Linked DNA regions of Homo sapiens: regions 1 and 3 are each linked to region 2. Evidence: read pairs that join two places in POLR2A ChIA-PET (ENCODE). Cell type or tissue: HCT116. All regions are shown on one strand. Links, peaks and the distances in the headings refer to the core of each region. The heading gives the core; the rest is flanking DNA.

Evidence for each region. Peaks named below come from ENCODE experiments on the same cell type or tissue, not always from the same donor. Only the 100,000 strongest peaks of a DNase experiment are listed, where the experiment ranks them.
Region 1: POLR2A ChIA-PET joins it to region 2 with 5 read pairs; 1 of 35 experiments calls an interaction of 5 or more read pairs at or near these places.
Region 3: POLR2A ChIA-PET joins it to region 2 with 6 read pairs; 2 of 35 experiments call an interaction of 5 or more read pairs at or near these places.

What each region holds. Positions count from the first base shown.
Region 1 is chr19:47,174,782-47,180,280 of GRCh38, forward strand. All of the region lies in intron 6 of SAE1 (SUMO1 activating enzyme subunit 1), which reads left to right. Among named protein-coding and RNA genes, the nearest start is that of SAE1, 47 kb to the left of the region's middle. In HCT116, for the core only: no CTCF peak of the experiment used is centred there; no DNase peak of the experiment used is centred there; H3K27ac peaks cover 1,868 bases.
Region 2 is chr19:45,612,944-45,618,442 of GRCh38, forward strand. It overlaps EML2 (EMAP like 2), which reads right to left. Exons shown (of 19, transcript NM_012155.4): 13 at 4,687-4,754; 14 at 3,822-3,910; 15 at 3,518-3,615; 16 at 2,859-2,946; 17 at 1,662-1,757; 18 at 598-728. Among named protein-coding and RNA genes, the nearest start is that of GPR4, 13 kb to the left of the region's middle. RefSeq lists a silencer at 3,103-3,352 and enhancers at 3,166-4,004, 4,005-4,842. In HCT116, for the core only: no CTCF peak of the experiment used is centred there; DNase peaks (open chromatin) are centred at 1,438, 2,816 and 3,218; H3K4me3 peaks cover 2,668 bases; H3K27ac peaks cover 3,406 bases.
Region 3 is chr19:45,438,537-45,444,035 of GRCh38, forward strand. It overlaps a transcript of ERCC1 not described here. Among named protein-coding and RNA genes, the nearest start is that of MIR6088, 4.6 kb to the left of the region's middle. RefSeq lists silencers at 1,005-1,504, 1,515-1,694 and an enhancer at 1,357-1,856. In HCT116, for the core only: CTCF peaks have their summits at 1,132 (motif pointing right) and 1,333 (motif pointing right); a DNase peak (open chromatin) is centred at 5,045; H3K4me3 peaks cover 2,299 bases; H3K27ac peaks cover 3,364 bases.

The DNA of each region.
Region 1 (5,499 bases), core at 118-5,117, 1.6 Mb after region 2:
CCAGGATGGTCTCGATGTTCTGACCTCGTGATCCGCCTGCCTCAGCCTCCCAAAGTGCTGGGATTACAGGCGTGAGCCACCGCGCCTGGCCACATTTTTGTATTTTTAGTAGAGACGGGGTTTCACCATGTTGGCCAGGCTGGTCTCAAACTCCTGACCTCAGGTGATCCTCCTGCCTCGGTCTCCCAAAGTGCTGAGATTACAGGCGTGAGGCACCGTGCCCGGCAGTGAGAACATTTACAATCACATATTGTGTAGCATCAGGAAGGATTTTTAAGATCAAAGTTAGCACATTAGAAGTGGAAATAATTTAAAAGTGGCCTTGATTTTTTTTTTTTTTTTTTTTTTTTGCCTACTGTAAAGTCAAGCCTCAGTAACATTCTGATTTCAGGATGCAGGGTGGCTTTGGGGGATATCCAAGTTGAGTGGTAAACTTTGTAGGCACTACTCTTGTTTCCATGTTCCTGGCACCTAAGTTGATATATTTTCTCACAGTCTTGTGACAATCTTTGAAGTATAGTTGTTATCCCATTTTCCTATAAGGAGACCAAGGTTGAGCATGGTTGTGATTGCCGAAAGTCATATCCGTGGTTTTATAGACAGTCAGAATTTAGACCATGAGGTTTGTTTTACCTGTGGACTTAGTTTTCAACATATTTAAGATATATCTGTAGTCTGGGCGCGGTGGCTTATGCCTGTAATCCCAGCACATTGTGAGGCTGAGGTGGGCAGATCATTTGAAGTCAGGAGTTCGAGGGCAGCCTGGCCAAGATGGTGAAATCCCGTCTCTACTAAAAAACACAAAAATTAGCCAGGCATGGTGGCACATGCCTGTAGTCCCAGCTACTTGGGAGGCTGAGGTGAGAGAATCTCTTGAACCTAGGAGGCAAGGTTGCAGTGAGCCGAGATCGTGCCACTGCACTCCAGCCTGGGCAACAGAACGAGACTCTGTCTCAAAATAAAATAAATAAAATATCTCTAAACTAATATATCTCATTAAATTTCAGATCTGGAGTTCTGTGAGTTAGGGAAACAGGATCACCACCATAGTAGAAAAAACTCTGGTGCAGATAGTTTTAGACACAAAGATTATCTGAATTCAGGCCCAGATAATTGTCTTCTTTTTCCCCAAGAAACATTTGAATTGTATTTCTGTTAGATAAGCATCATAGTAAAAAGTCTTCAAAGTTTTTGAAGGCAGAAAAAGTTTTCTTTGTTAAACCCTTCCCATTTTTTTGTCTTCTAAATTTCTAGGAGAACTACTGTTAAGTTTTTTAGTATCTTGTTGAACAATGGTTAACAATTATAATCATTTGTGTTTATGTAATCAAACTGTGAAACACCGGTTGGGAACTTGCTTGTGTACACTTGATGGCGTAAATGGTAGGGGAAGAGCATACATACAAAAGTGGCCTCTTTTGCTTTCTTGGCAGCATGATGTTATATTCCTTTGGATGTACCGTCATCTATGACCAGTCTCATCTTGAAAGGCATGCTTATTTTCCATTTTTCCCAGTGCTTGGAATTTGTTTCCAAAATTGTTTCTAGGAACATGACTAATGTGACTGACGATGCCTTAGGAATTCCTAGTGGGGACAAGGTGCTTGGCTGGGATGCATACCTAAGAATATCTCACAAAGAAACCTGATTTTGTTTCACTATTGCCTAATGGCGCACATAGTAGGTGCTCAATAAATAAATATTTTTTGCATGAGTGGTTTTTGCTTGTCTGGTCATTTGCCCTATTGTAGAGGGAGAGTAGTGTGCCCACTGGAGTCCCCACAGGGTCCTTTTGCCTGCATGCCTACCCCTGTGGCACCCATCAGGCTTTTGATTCCAATGTTGCCCTGGGCTCTCACTCACAGGTAGATGTTTTTTATTGCCCCATTCACAATTCAGCCACCTGCTGTCCGCATGCATGTGCTTGCCATGTTTAGATATTGGGTGTTTTTCCAGTTTACTTAATAAGTTAGTGGCCAGACTGTACGCTTCCTGCTGCATTTTTCCACTGTCTTGAGAGTTGGCCTCGCCATCTGTGAGCAAAAGGTCTCTTCTTTTTATTATTCTCCCATGGCATGTTGCAAAACAGTAAGCGTGAGCTGGTTTCCTGTGGCAAAAAAATGACTTTGATTTGTTCTTTTTGAGGTTACTGTGAGTTTATCATAACAGGAGTGCTAAAAATACCGAGTCTGGTATGGAAACAGCATTCACTTACCAGCATGAACAATAACATACAGGTTTAGCCTAGAGCAGGAAGAAATGGACTTCATCTCAAGATGAGAATACTTATCAGAGAATTCTTGGCAATCTTAACTTGCTCAGTCTCTGTTCTGATGAGTTATGGAAAAGTACTTAGACCATCTTTGAGCCACAGAATTGAAGCTGAAAATATTCTTAGACCAAACATTTTGTGAGCACCTGCTATGTACCAGATCTCATAGCTGGGACTAATCAGAGGAAGAGGAATAGAATAAGTGTTCTTGCCAATGTGAAAGACAAACAAATAATTCTACTCCTTGTGAGGACAGCTATAACAGAGGGCTATAGAAACTATCATGTGTTGTTCCTGGTTTTTGTTTGTTTTTTTTCCCCCCCAAAACAGGGTCTTGCTCTGCTTTCCAGGCTGGAGTGTGGTGGCACAATCATAACTCACTATAGCCTTGAACTCCTGGGCTCAAGTTATCCTCTCACCTCGACCTGCAAAGTAGCTGGGACTACAGGCGTGTGCCACCATGTCCAGCTATTTTAAAAAATCTGTTTGTACAGATTGGGGCAGGGAGGTCTTGCTATGTTGCCCAGGCTGGCCTTGAACTCCTGGCCTCAAGAAATCCTCTCACCTCAGTTTCCCAAAGAGGGACTATAGGAAAGCACCACCCTGCCTGGCTCGTTGTTCTGTTTTTAAATACATTTGCATTATTCCATAATAATCAAAGTAATTTATTATGGGAACTTAGGAAACTGAAGGTCTGACCATCTTTGGGGAGTTGTGAAGTCTTGACAGAGGAGGGGAGATCTGAGCTGTATTTCTCGGAACAGGTATTTGCCAGGTGGGAAAGAGGGAAGAATATTGCAGAGCAACACATGCACAGGGCCAGCAGGATAGAGGCTGAGCCTCGGAGGGGACTGGAGCTTGGAGAGAGCAGGCTAGTGGTTTCCCTATTGATAGAATATCAGAATCTGGCCAGGCGCGGTGGCTCACGCCTGTAATCCCAGCACTTTGAGAGACTGAGGTGGGCAGATCATGAGGTCAAGAGATCGAGACCATCCTGGCCAACATAGTGAAACCCCATCTCTACTAAAAATACAAAAATTAGCTGGGCATGGTGGTGTGCGCCTGTAGTCCCAGCTACTCGGGAGGGGGAGGCAGGAGAATCGCTTGAAAACCTGGAAGGCAGAGGTTGCAGTGAGCTGAGGTCGCGCCACTGCACTCCAGCCTGACGACAGGGCAAGACTCCATCTCCAAAAAAAAAAAAGAAATCTATCTATCTATCAGTCAGAATCACTGAGGAAACCGTTGAAAAATGCGGAGTGCCTGCTTGTAGCTCACATTACTGAATCCAGATAGCTAGGAGTGACTTGCATGTCTGCATTTTTCTATAGCACCCAGGTTTCTCAAATCAGCCAAGTTAGGGGAAAGTACTGTCATAGGAAAGGGAAGCCCATTTCCCAGGTCAAAGCCTTTGCTTACTCGTTTATGTTTATTTTATTTTTGAGACAGAGTCTAGCTTTGTTGCCCAGGCTGGAGTTGCAGGTGCAATCTCAGCTCATTGCAACCTCCGCCTTTTGGATTCGTGCAATTCTCCTGCCTCAGCCTCCAAGTAGTGGGGATCACAGGCACACGCCACCATGCCTGGCTAATTTTTGTATTTTTAGTGGAGACAGGGTTTCGCCATGTTGGCCAGGCTGGTCTCGAACTCTTGACCTCAAGTGATCCATGCACCTCGGCCTTCCAGGTGCTGAGTTTATAGGCATGAGCCATCGTGCATAGCCTGCGTTTTTCTTTTAAAATGTGTTAAGCACTGTATTTCAAATTACATTTGTGCACTGAAGCAGGGAGGAAAAAGGAGCTAACCCAAGTAGCTGTTCAATATAGTATTTTGACTGCATACCCTCAAAGTAAAGAAAAATCTCACCTGGCGCGGTGGCTTATGCCTGTAATCCCAGCACTTTGGGAGGCTGAGGTGGGTGGCTCACAGGGTCAGGAGATCGAGACCATCCTGGCTGACACGGTGAAACCTCGTCTCTACTAAAAATACAAAAATTAGCCGGGCGTGGTGGCGGGCGTCTGTAGTCTCAGCTACTTGGGAGGCTGAGGCAGGAGAATGGTGTGAACCCGGGAGGCAGAGCTTGCAGTGAGCCGAGATCTCACCACTGCACTCCAGCATGGGCGACAGAACAAGGCTCTGTCTCCAAAAAAAAAAAAAAAAGAAAGAAAAATCTCTAGCCGGTCGCGATGGCTCACGCCTGTAATCCTAGCACTTTGGGAGGCTGAAGCAGGTGGATTGCCTGAGCTCAGAAGTTTGAGACCAGCCTGGGCAACATGGTGAAACCCTGTCTCTACTAAAGTACAAAAAAATTAGCCAGACATGGTGGCACACTCCTATAATCCTAGCTACTTGGGAGGCTGAGGCAGGAGAATTGCTTGAACCCTGGAGGCAGAGGTTGCAGTGAGCCGAGGTTGCTCCATTGCACTCCAGCCTGGGTGACAGAGCATCTTAAGAAAAAAAAAAAAAGAAAAACTCTAAATAAATATTGAACTCTGCTTAGTAGGGATTTTGTTTTCAGATGAGGTCTTGCTCTGTACCCCAGGCTGGAGTGCAGTGTCACGATCATAACTTACTGCAGCTTCTCCCTCCCAGCTCAAGCAATCCTCACATCACAGCCTCCCAAGTAGCTGGGATTATAGGCAAGTAGCAGGGATTACAGGCATGCAATACCACACCCAGCTGATTTTGGTATTATTTGTAGAGACGGGGTTTCACTGTGTTGCCCAGGGTAGTCTCTGTCTCCTGGGCTGAAGTGAGCCTCCTGCCCAAAGTGTTGGGATTACAGGTGTGAGCCACTTTGCCTGGCCTAGTAGGTTTGTTTTTCACAGTGATAGGGGTTAGCAATTCTGAAACTACTTACTGTTCTTCTAAGATTGAGCAGATAGGTAAGTATAGTGTTAATAGTGAGAATCAAGTTTTCTTATTGTCAGAAAAGGGTGTTCCTATGAATGTGGACAGTGGGAAAGGCTAGAAGGAGCCATGTGGTATTGGATTGGAATTGAAGTTATCTGGATGAACTCATGGTTTCTTATACGTAGATGTAGTAATAGATGTATGTGTGTATGCATATCCACTTTTACACGTGTTTATTTCCTAGAATTGTTTCCTAGAATTGTTGAGAGGGTTTATGCCCAGAGACATCCCAGAAGCACTGAACGCACTCATGCCAAGATGTTAATACCTTTCCTCACTAAAGAGAAACCAGGGTTCCTTGGAGAAATGGCTGTTTCCA
Region 2 (5,499 bases), core at 164-5,163:
CTAGAGTACAGTGGTGCAATCATGGCTCACTGCAGCCTCAACCTCCTGGGCTCAAGCAATCCTCCCACCTCAGACTTCCTTGTAGCTGGAACTACAGGCATGCACAACCATGCCCAGCTAATTTTGTGTGTATTTTGTAGAGATGGGGTCTCACTTTGTTGCCCAGGCTGGTCTTGAACTCCTGGCCTCAAGCAATCCTCCTGCCTCAGCTTTGCAAAGTGTTGCGATTACAGGTGTGAGCCACTGCAACTGGCCTTGGCCTCCCTTAAAAACTCATAAGATCTGGTTGTATATCCTGTGCCTAGGTACATAGTAGGTGCTCAATAAATATTTACTGAGTTAACAAGGATAAAAGAACCAAAGAGCTCAGAATTGCAGTTGCTCAGAACTTCAGAGAACCAGGTCTTCACCATGACACACTGAAATTCATCCACCTTGGGGTTAAGAAAGGCCCTTGGGATCAAGACTACTGTCCTCCTTGTACAGATGGGGAAACCGAGGCTCAGAGAAGGGGTGGGGTTGGACCAGAGCTGCCTGAATTTTGTCCCCACCCCTGCTTGCTACCCCCGTCCATCCCCATCTCCCCAAGGGACTCACTCGAGGCTGACAGCAGGGGTAGCTAAACAGGTGAACTTTGCCAAAGTCATCAGCTGAAGCCAGCAACTTCCCATCATGAGAGCGGGCCACAGCGTTGATATCAGTGCCGTCCGCCCCCTCAGACCAGATCCCTGTGGGCAAGATGAAGGGAAGTGGTAAGATGTCAGCTGGAGCCAGGGACCGCCAAGAGGAGCAGATTGCCACTCCAGCCACCTTAATTTGTTCCGACCTAGCCTGTATCTATCCGAGGATATGAGTCAGAATTACCTTAAAATGTGAATCCGAGCCTGCCCCTGCTCTGCTTAAAACCCTTCCATGGCTCCCTGGTGATCTTAGAAGAAAGCCTGTGGTTCTAAGGCTCAGCAGGCCCCATGCACTGCTCCAGCCTCATCCCTCATCAGTGCTCCTGTTAAACTCTGTAATGATTTGGCCACCCTGCCTCCCTGCATTTCTCCAAATGCCAAGTTCTGTGTCACGCGTGGGCTTTTGTATGTACTATTCCCTTTGCCAAGAGACTGCTTTCCTTCTTCACTGCCCTGGAAAGTAACTCCTCATCCTCCAGGTCCTAGCTCAGATGTCTCTTCCTCCAGGAAGCCCTCCCTGATTCCCTCCAAGAGTAGGCCAGATGCCCCACCCTGGGTTTCCCTGTCTCAGACCTGCTCACTCTGGGTCATCACTGTCTGGGGACAAGTCTGCCTCCCCCACTGGACTGAGAGCCACAGGAGAGCAGGGCCGTCAGTCATGGTCACTGCCAAGCCCACGGCAGGCACAGAACTGCTCAGGGAATATGTGTTTGCTTCATTCGTGCCTGAATGAATGGGTGGCTAGGGCACCGGCAGTGTGGATCTCTCCTGGCCAGTTACCACGCCCATTTGGTTTCATTTTATTACAGCTCTAATGAGTCATCTCACCCTACCCTTTCCTCTTACACAAATACAGCCCACATGCAGTAAAGCAGTGAGCTTCCCACACTGGAGGTAAGCAGTAAGACTCTGGAAACCACCAGCGGGGATGTCTCTCAGAACTACTGTCCTCAGTGAGACCTCTCTCATTCCAGAACTCACCAAACACCCCAAACCCTAGGACACAAGTAGCTGTGGCCCATTCCATGTTCCTCACAGCATCCGCACTGGTGATCTGCTTACAGGTAGCCGGGTCCCCTGGGGCAGAAAATGGGAGGAGACATTCAGAGTTGGAAGAACTACCCAGTAAACCCATCCCTTTCTTAGACAATCGGAGCTGAGGTCCAAGACAGAGGAGGCTAAGGTCCCAGGGCTCATTCTACCTGTCAGGACTGGCTGAGAAGGCATCACATGCTGGGGTCTTCACAGCCCGCAGCGTAAGCAGGAGCATCTACTTTTAAACCCGCATCTGGCCGGGCATGGTGGCTCACGTCTGTAATCCCAGGAGGCAGCATGAGCCACAGCATCTGGCTGGATCACCTGAGGTCAGGAGTTCGAGACCAGCCTGGCCAAGATGGTGAAACCCCATCTCTACTAAAAATACAAAAATTAGACCAGGTGTGGTGGCTCATGCCTGTAATCCCAGCATTTTGGGAAGCCAAGGCAGGCGGATCACCTGAGGTCAGGAGTTTAAGACCAACCTGGTCAACATGGCGAAACCCTGTCTCTACTAACAATATTTTAAAAATTAGCTGGGCGTGGTGGTGGACACCTGGAATCCCAGCTACTCAGGAGCCTGAGGCAAGAGAATCGCTTGAACCTGGGAGGCGGAGGCTGCAGTGAGCCGACATCGTGCCATTGCACTCCAGCCTAGGAGACAAGAGGGAAACTCCCATCTCAAAAAAAAAAAAATACAAATACAAATATTAGCCGGGCATGGTGGTGTGCTCCTGTAATCCCAGCTACTCAGGAGGCTGAGGCAGAAGAATCACTTGAACCTGGGAGGCGGAGCTTGCAGTGAGCCGAGATCGCGCCACTGCACTCCAGCCTGGGGGACAGAGCAAGACTCCGTCTCAAAATAATAATAATAATAATAATAATAATAATAATAATTAAAAATTTAAAAATGTAAAAAAAGAAACCTGCATCCTACCCATCCGACCGGAAAGGGGAGGAGTTGACTAAAAGTGGGGTATACCAGGGAGAAAATGAGAAGCCAGCGGTCCCTAAATTCCAAATCAGAACCAGCCTTGAATACCAAGGGAGCGAGGCTTGAAGCCCCTCCCTCCCCTCCCAGAACTCAGGGAAGTCTGCAAATGAGACGGAGGAAGTAATGTCTCTGGGTCCCGGAGAACTCACAGTACAGAATCTCATAGTCCCCGGAGTTGGTGACAAAGCAGCTGCTGTCCTGGGCCCAATCCAGGTGGGTGATAAAACTGGAATGGCCCTGCGGGGGAGGGAAGGGATGGTGTTAGAGCTGCAGAGGGCGGAACCAAGGAGAGGGGGACAGGATTAAATCAGGAAAGTGGAAGTCAAATACAGAGGTAGGGCGAGAACACAAGGGGACTAAAGGAAGGATACACAGGCCTTTGGAGTATGGGGGCAGGGCCAGAATACTGTGGGCGGGGCCAGACTGTGATGGGCAGGGCTAGACAAAAAGCACTTAGAACACAATGGGAGTTTAGAACAGGTGGGCAGGGCTAGACACGGAGGAGCTGGCTTTGAATGTTGAGGGGCGGGGCTACACAGAGGGGCGGTCTCGGAACGTGAGGGGCGGTCTCGGAACGTGAGGGGCGGGGCTACACAGATGGGCTTAGCACGTGGGGGCGGGGCTACACAAAGGGGCGGGCTTAGAACACACGAGGTGGTGAATGTGTGGACGTGGCCAAGACTCCTTGCTCTGATCAGGGCAGAATCAGTTGAGTGTTGAAGCTGCGCTCCCTTGAGGTAGAAAATTGGTTAATTTTGCACCCCCTGGGCGGGGTGGCGGCGCGGGCTGGGGGCCACTGCCCACTCACCGAGCACTTGCCCAGGCGGCTGACCTTGCGGCCGCCCTGGTCCACCGTGTACACGTACACCAAGTTGTCGTGGGAGCCCACGGCCAGGTACGCCCCGTCTGGGGGAGGGGGAGGGGGGCTATGAGGAGGCACCCAGGCTCCATCCCCTCCTCGCCCAGACTCAGCCCCCTCAACAGTCCCCAGCTCCATCCCCACTGCATCCCTCCTAGGCCTCGCTTCGCAGGCTCCACCCCTCCCCCTGCCAAGAGCTCTGAGCCTCTGTCCCCTGGCCCTGCCGCTTGGGTGTCCCAGGCCTGCCGCTTACCTGGGGAGAAGCTGACCACTGAGATCTGTTCATTGCCGTCTGTGTGGATAGCCACCAGGTCATGGGTCTCCGTGTCCAGCAGCAGCCATCTTGAAGGAGAGGGCGTGGTGGGGGGAGGAGGGGTGAGCTGATCTGACAGAGAGAGGCCGCAATCTGTGGGGTCTAAGGGAGGGATCAGAGGGACCCCAGAAGTGACCTGGGCTGGGCACGGTGGCTCAGGCCTATAATCCCAGCACGCTGGGAGGCCGAGGCGGGTGGATCACTTGAGGTCAAGAGTTCGAAATCAGCCTGGTCAACATAGCAAAACCCCGTCTCTACTAAAAATACAAAAATTAGCCAGGCGTGGTGGCACGTGCCTGTAATCCCAGCTACTTAGGAGGCTGAGGCACGAGAATTGCTTGAACCCGGGAGGCAGAGGTTGCAGTGAGCTGAGATCGCGCCACCGGACTCCAGTCTGGGCGACAGAGCAAGACTCTGTCCCCCCAAAAAACAAAACAAAACAAGGCCAGGTACAGTGGCGGTGGCTCACGCCTGTAATCCTAGCACTTTGAGAGGCTGAGGCAGGTGAATCACTTGAGGTCAGGAGTTCGAGACCAGCCTGGCCAACATGGTGAAACCCCGTCTCTACTAAAAATAAAAAAAAATTAGCCAGGCATAGTGGTGGGCGCCTGTAATCCCAGCTACTCGGGAGGCTGAGGCAGGCAAATCGCTTGAACCTGGGAGGCAGAGGCTGCAGTGAGCCAGAGGAATATTGAGGGATCAGGGCTCGGTAAATAGTGGGATTTGGGAAAGTAGGAAAGAGGGAAGAAGGGCCAGTTCCCCAGGGAGCAGAGAAGGCCTCCCGAAATGCTCTCCTCAGCTTTACCTGCCAGTCACTGTACCCACAGCCAGGACAGAGCCACTGGGGTGGAAGCCGGCTGAGCGGGCAGGGTCCTGAGAAGGGAGAGAGAAGAGGCAGGGCTCAGAGCTGGGGTCCCATGTCCATCTGGACATTCTCTTGCCTCAGGGCCAAGTCTAATCTTTGCATGAGGGCTCTCCCCTCCCTCTGCTGCCCTTTGGGACACCCCCACCCCAGACACCATGGCAGCCATTCCTCTTTACATTTCTGTAGCATGTTAACCTGAACAGAAACCATTCCTCCTGTCACTCCTGTCCCGGGATCCCTCCTTACTCCTCTTCTAAATTCCCACAGCTTTATTCATCCAAGACGACTTCTTTAGATAATTTCCTAGATGTGGGAATGCTGGGACAAAGGGCATCTAGAATTTTAAGACTTTATTTTTGTTTTTTATTTTTTAAATTTTTATTTATTTTTTTGAGATGGAGTTTCACTCTGTTGCCCAGGCTGGAGTGCAGTGGCACGGTCTCAGCTCACTACAACCTCCGCCTCCTGGGTTCAAGCGATTCTCCTGGCTCAGCCTCCCAAGTAGCTGACATTACAGGCGCCCACCACCACGCCCGGCTAATTTTTGTTTTTTTTTTTTCATTTTTTGTAAAGATGGGGTTTTGCCATGTTGCCCAGGCTGGTCTCAAACTCCTGGATTCACACAATCTACCTGCCTCAGCCTCCCAAGTGCTGGGATTACAGGTGTCAGCCACCACACCCAGCTGAAATTTTTATTCTGTTTACATTTTAATTAATTGTGAATAGCCATGTGTGGCCAGTGGTTACCCTATG
Region 3 (5,499 bases), core at 329-5,328, 170 kb before region 2:
TGCAACCTTTGCCTCCCATGCTCCTGTGATCCTCCTACCTCAGCCTTCTGAGTAGCTGGGACTACAGGTGTGCACTATCACGCCCGGCTAATTATTTTTATTTATTATTATTATTATTTTTTAAGACAGAGTTTTGTTCTTTTTGCCCAGGCTGGAGTGCAATGGCTGGATCTCGGCTCAGCGTGACCTCCGCCTCCCTGGGTCCAGCAATTCTCCTGCCTCAGCCTCCCAAGTAACTGGGATTATAGGCATGCGCCACCACGCCCGGCTAATTTTGTATTTTTAGTAGAGACGGGGTTTCTCCGTGTTGGTCAGGCTGGTCTCGAAATCCCGACCTCAAGTGATCCGCCCCACTCGGCCTCCCGAAGTGCTGGGATTACAGGTGTGAACCACCGCGCCCGGCCCGAAGTTATTCCTCTTATCTGACTGTAGTTTGGTATTTTTTAACCGCATCTCTCTGTTCTTCCTCTCCCAACCCCATCTCTACTAAAAATACAAAATTAGCCAGCCGTTGTGGCGCATGCCTGTAATCCCAGCTACTCGGGAGGCTAAGGCAGGAGAATTTCTTGCACCCAGGAGGTGTAGGTTGCAGTGAGCTGAGATCGCACCACTGCACTCCAGCCTGGGCGACAGAGCGAGACTCTGTCTCAAAAAACAAAAACAAACAAACAAAAAAACAAATAGCGCCTCGTTTTCTGGGAGGCAGTGAATTCCCCATTTAGGAAGTGTCCAAGCTCAAGTTGAAATGATGGTACATTGCGGTTCATGCTGCAATGCCTCAACCCAGTTCCTCTCCGGACCTCAGTTTCCTCATTTATAAAATGGGTGTGGACGACGAGGTCAGATTTAAAAAAATAATAATAGTAGTTAATAATAATAGGCCGGGTGCAGTGGCTCAGGCCTTTAATCCCAGCACTTTGGGAGGCCGAGGTAGCAGGATCGCTTGAGCCCAGGAGTTCTAGACAATCCTGGGGCAATATAGCGAGATTCTATCTCAAAGAAATAATCATAATCATAATAAAAATAAATGAATAGATAAGCTGAGACGGACTCAGGCCCAGCTCCTGCCTGCGATCCCTGCGGGGGCCACCAGGGGGCGCGGCGCCCCTGCCCAAAACTCCGCCGTCGGCTCTGAACCCCGGCGGACGCGTCCCGACGCCCCTGGAAGATTCTGCGCCCTGCCGGCTCGCCGGCGCCCGGGAGCCCGGGAGGCGGGTGTGCACGCGGGGTGTCCAGGGCGCCCCCGATCGAGGCCCCCTCGCCGTGCCTCGGGGTAGGGGGACGGCTGTGACTCAGGCGCGCGCTCCTCCCCGGGGCCCTCAGTGGTCGCGAGGGGGCGCGCACGGCCTCGGGAACCCGCGCGGCGCCGCGTCCATTTTTACCCCAGCTCCGCTAAAAATAGTTGCCGCGCTCCGAGCCGAGCCCGAAATAGCGGCCCCCAGATAAGGCAGGACGACTCAGCGCTTCCGGGGAGCGGAAGGGGGAGCGCGCGGGGGGAGCGGTGCTGGGCGCAGCCCGGCCGAGCAGGCGCCGCTGTCCCCAGCGCACCCCCACTCTGCCCTGGCGGTCACACTCGCCCCCGACTGCGACCCCGCCCCGCCGCTAGCCTGGCTGCCTTCCTACGTCCCCCACATTGTATCCTCATCCCCTGTCCCCCATCCTCAGCTTCACCTCCATTCCTCATCATAACTCCCCCCTCCCCTACACCCCCAGCGATGTCCCCCACTGGTACTCATCCGCATCCCCCAGCCTGTCCTACTCCTGTCCCTATTTCCCCTCTCCACCCTCATCGCCAATCTCCTGTCGTCCTGAATCTGCCCCTTACCATCTCTGTCCTCAAGGCCAACCTTTATGGGGGCAGAGCAGGGCGAGAGGATCACAGGGAGTCAGGAGACCTGCGGGCTGAGGGCTGAGGGCTGGGGGTGAGGATCTGATTTCTTGGTTTGTTTCTACTGTGGGCAGGGGTAGGCTTAGATCTGGGGGTTGGAGCATGGGACACTTCAGTCTGGCCTAGTCTTCAGAGCTGAGGCGAGGCATGGCCAGCATCACGGCTCATTCTGTGACCAGGGTCGGGGCTCAGGCTGGGGAAGGATGACCGTCTTTGTCACCAAATTTGATCACTGTGTCACCAGAGTTAGGGCTCAGCCTTGAGCCGTTTCTTTATTTACCCACCTCCACTAATATTTTTTATTTCAGACAAGGCCTTGCTCTGTCGCCCAGGCTGGAGTGCAGTGTTGCCCATGCTGGAATGCAGTGCTGGGATCTTAGTTGACTGCAGCCTTGAACTCCTGGGTTCAAGAGATCCTCCCACCTCAGCCTTCCTAGTAGCTGGGACTACAGGTGTGCACCAGCACACCTGGCTAATTTTTCATTTTTTTGTAGAGACAGAGTCTCCATGCCTTGCCCGCCTTGTCCAGGCTGGTCTTGAGCTCCTGGCCTCAAGCTATCCTCTGGCCTCCTCCTAGGAAGGCACTGAAATGACAGGCATGAGCTACAGAGCCCGCCTCCACTAAGATTCTTTCCTCCCTTGCAAGTCAGTGATTGGACACAACAGCTCCAGGCCTTGGGAACAGTCAGAACTCTGTTCCCTGGGCCTAGGTCTTCCCTTTGCACTGAGATCATCTAAGGGCCTCCCCATTTCCATATCCTGAGATTCTCAGTGCCCACTCCAAGCATCAGTGTCAGGCCTCAAGGACCTACACTGCATGTTCTGGGGGTTTAAAGGGAGCACACTGACTTCCCTGAGGGTGACAGAGGTCAGAATGAGTGACTAAGGTCTTGGGCCTGGCCCTGACCCTGCAGTGGGTGGGAGAGATACCCAGTTGAGGCCCAGGTCTCCACCCAGGTAGCAGGGTGGATGGCGGGGGGGTCATCCCTGAGGTGAAATGTGGGTGGAAGATACCTAGATAAGTTTCAGAGTCAGTGCAGAGATGGTAATTTTTAAGTAACTTCTAAAATTTTCGAGTAGCTGGGATTACAGGCGCCTGCTACCAAGCCTGGCTAATTTTTGTATTTTTTTGTAGAGACGGGGTTTTACTATGTTGTCCAGGCTGGTCTCAAACTCCTGACCTCAAGTGATCCGCCCACCTCGGCCTCCCAAAGTGCCGGGATTACAGGCGTAAGCCACTGCGTCCAGCCTAATTTTTTTTTTTTTTTTCTGAGACGGAGTCTTGCTCTGTCACCCAGGCTGGAGTGCAGTGGCGGGATCTCGGCTCACTGCAACCTCTGCCTCCTGGGTTCAAGTGGTTCTCCTGCCTCAGCCTCCCAAGTAGCTGGGACTACAGGCCAGGCGCATGCCACCACGCCCAACTAATTTTTTGTATTTTTAGTAGAGACGGGGTTTCACAGTGTTAGCCAGGATGGTCTCGATCTCCTGACCTCATGATCCGCCTGCCTCGGCCTCCCAAAGTGCTGGGATTACAGGTGTGAGCCACTGTGCACAGCACTTTTTTTTTATTTTATTTTTTTTAATTTTGAAAACTGTTTAGAGGCCAGGTGCGGTGGCTCATGCCTGTAATCCCACCCAGCACTTTGGGAGGCCGAGGTGGGAGGATTGCTTGAGCCCAGGAGTTCAAGACCAGCCTCGACATTATAGTGAGATCTCATCTCTGGGAAAAAAATTTTTTTTAATTAGCCAAGTGTGGTGGCATGCACCTGTGGTCCCACCTACTCAGGAGGCTGAGGTGGGTGGGAGGATCGGTTGAGCCCAGGAGGTGGAGGTTGCAGTGAACCGAGATGGCACCACTACACTCCAGCGTGGGCAACAGAGACCCTGTCTCAAAAAAAAAAAAAAGAAAAAGAAAAAAAGTTTTGGTAACTACAAAAGGGTATACCTTGGAAAAGTAAATTTCCCTCCCACTCTGATCCCCACTTCTCAATATTAACTATTTTTTATGTATCTTGGCCAGTAGGATTCACTGAGCTCTCACGATGTCCCTGGCCTATGCAAAGCCCATCACAGAAATGAAGTGGCTGGAATCATTCAGCACTCAGTGAGTAGGCCAGACCCCATTGCTATGCCCATTTTAGAGATGGGAAAACTGAGGCTTGGAGAGGTGCAAGGATGTGTCCTTTTGAGGGCCCGGTTCTGAAGGCTTTTCAAAGTTGAGGCAAGGAAGTGGATGAGATCAAAGAGGCAAGGTTCAGGCCAGGATACAAATCCCAGGGAGGGTGACAGGGGTGGGGAGTCAAGGAAGGCTGCCTGGAAGAAGACTAAGGGTAGCCAGGAAGGCATCTTCCAGAACCTTCTGATGGAGGGCTTGGATGGAAGTAGATAACTCTGTTTGGCAGGCTGAGGAACCACCAGCAGCAGGGCGTGGCCCCTCCTCAGACCCACAGCACCCCAGAGGTATGTATAGAAGAAGCAGGCTGCTTAATGACATCTCAGGGACACATCTCGGTGATAGCACAGCCGGCTTAGTTATGACGTCTGAGTGATTTGCCAACTGCCTTAAGACCAGCATCCCTAGTCATGCCCCGCGGGGGGGATGAAGATAAGAGGAAGTGACAGGCCATCGGGGGAGGAAGGGGAGATGCAGTCACACACAGACCAGGGACTCAGGAGCTGAGGGATGTGTGGTGCCCTCTGCACTAGGGAGGGGTCTCCCAGCTGCCTGGATGTGAGGGTCCATCTTATTGATTTGTCTAGTGAAGGAGGCCAGGCTCCAAGGAGGTATGGCTGTAGTCAGTCACACTCAGTTTGGGATGGGGTCCGCCCAGGGGCTGCAAGGATCAGTCACTGCTGTGTCCCCATCACCTAAGGCAGTAACTGGGACACAGCCGGCGCTCCATACATCTTACTGAATGAATGAATCGAATGAAAAGGGTCAGCACCGTCTGGGACTCAGTTTACCCTCGCGGTCATTGGGCTGCTTCAACCAAGGGGATCGCTAAGAACACCCCTCCCCACCTTGGGTCCCAGATCCCAGATCGCCAGTGAGTAAGAAAACGGGTTCGCGCCGTTGGTGGACTCCGCCCACTTGTGACGTCACGAGCCGCTCCCCCAGGATCCCGACCCAGGCGTCTCCCTTGGGATGGGGGCGGAGAGGAACCCGGGAGTCCAGACTCAGGCCCCGCCCCCGGGAGCAGGCGGGCCGGGCAGGGTTACACAACCCGTCGTCGCGTCCCGAGGGAAGTCGCCGGATGTCCTGGCCGGGCCGGGGACAATGGGCAAGGAGGGCCCCTCCCGCAGGAACCTGGAAGTGGCAGGGGCTCCCCCTCTTCTGATTCACCCTTGTTTCCGGCCCGGTTTAGCCTCCTTCTCCCTGGGGATCCTATCTCCTCCCAACTCTACCCTCCTGTGGCCCTGCAGTTCGGTTCTTTCTCCGAACCGGCAAACCTCTCTCCTCTACACCCCGTACCCCGTCCTTTCACACCTTCCCAACGCCCCCCGAAACTCTCTGCCCTCACACTCATCGCTTGTAATTCCCGAATCCCCTAAACTTCCAGTGTCCCCGGTCCTTCCTTCACTCATCCATACCGGGCCCCTCTTCCCACCCC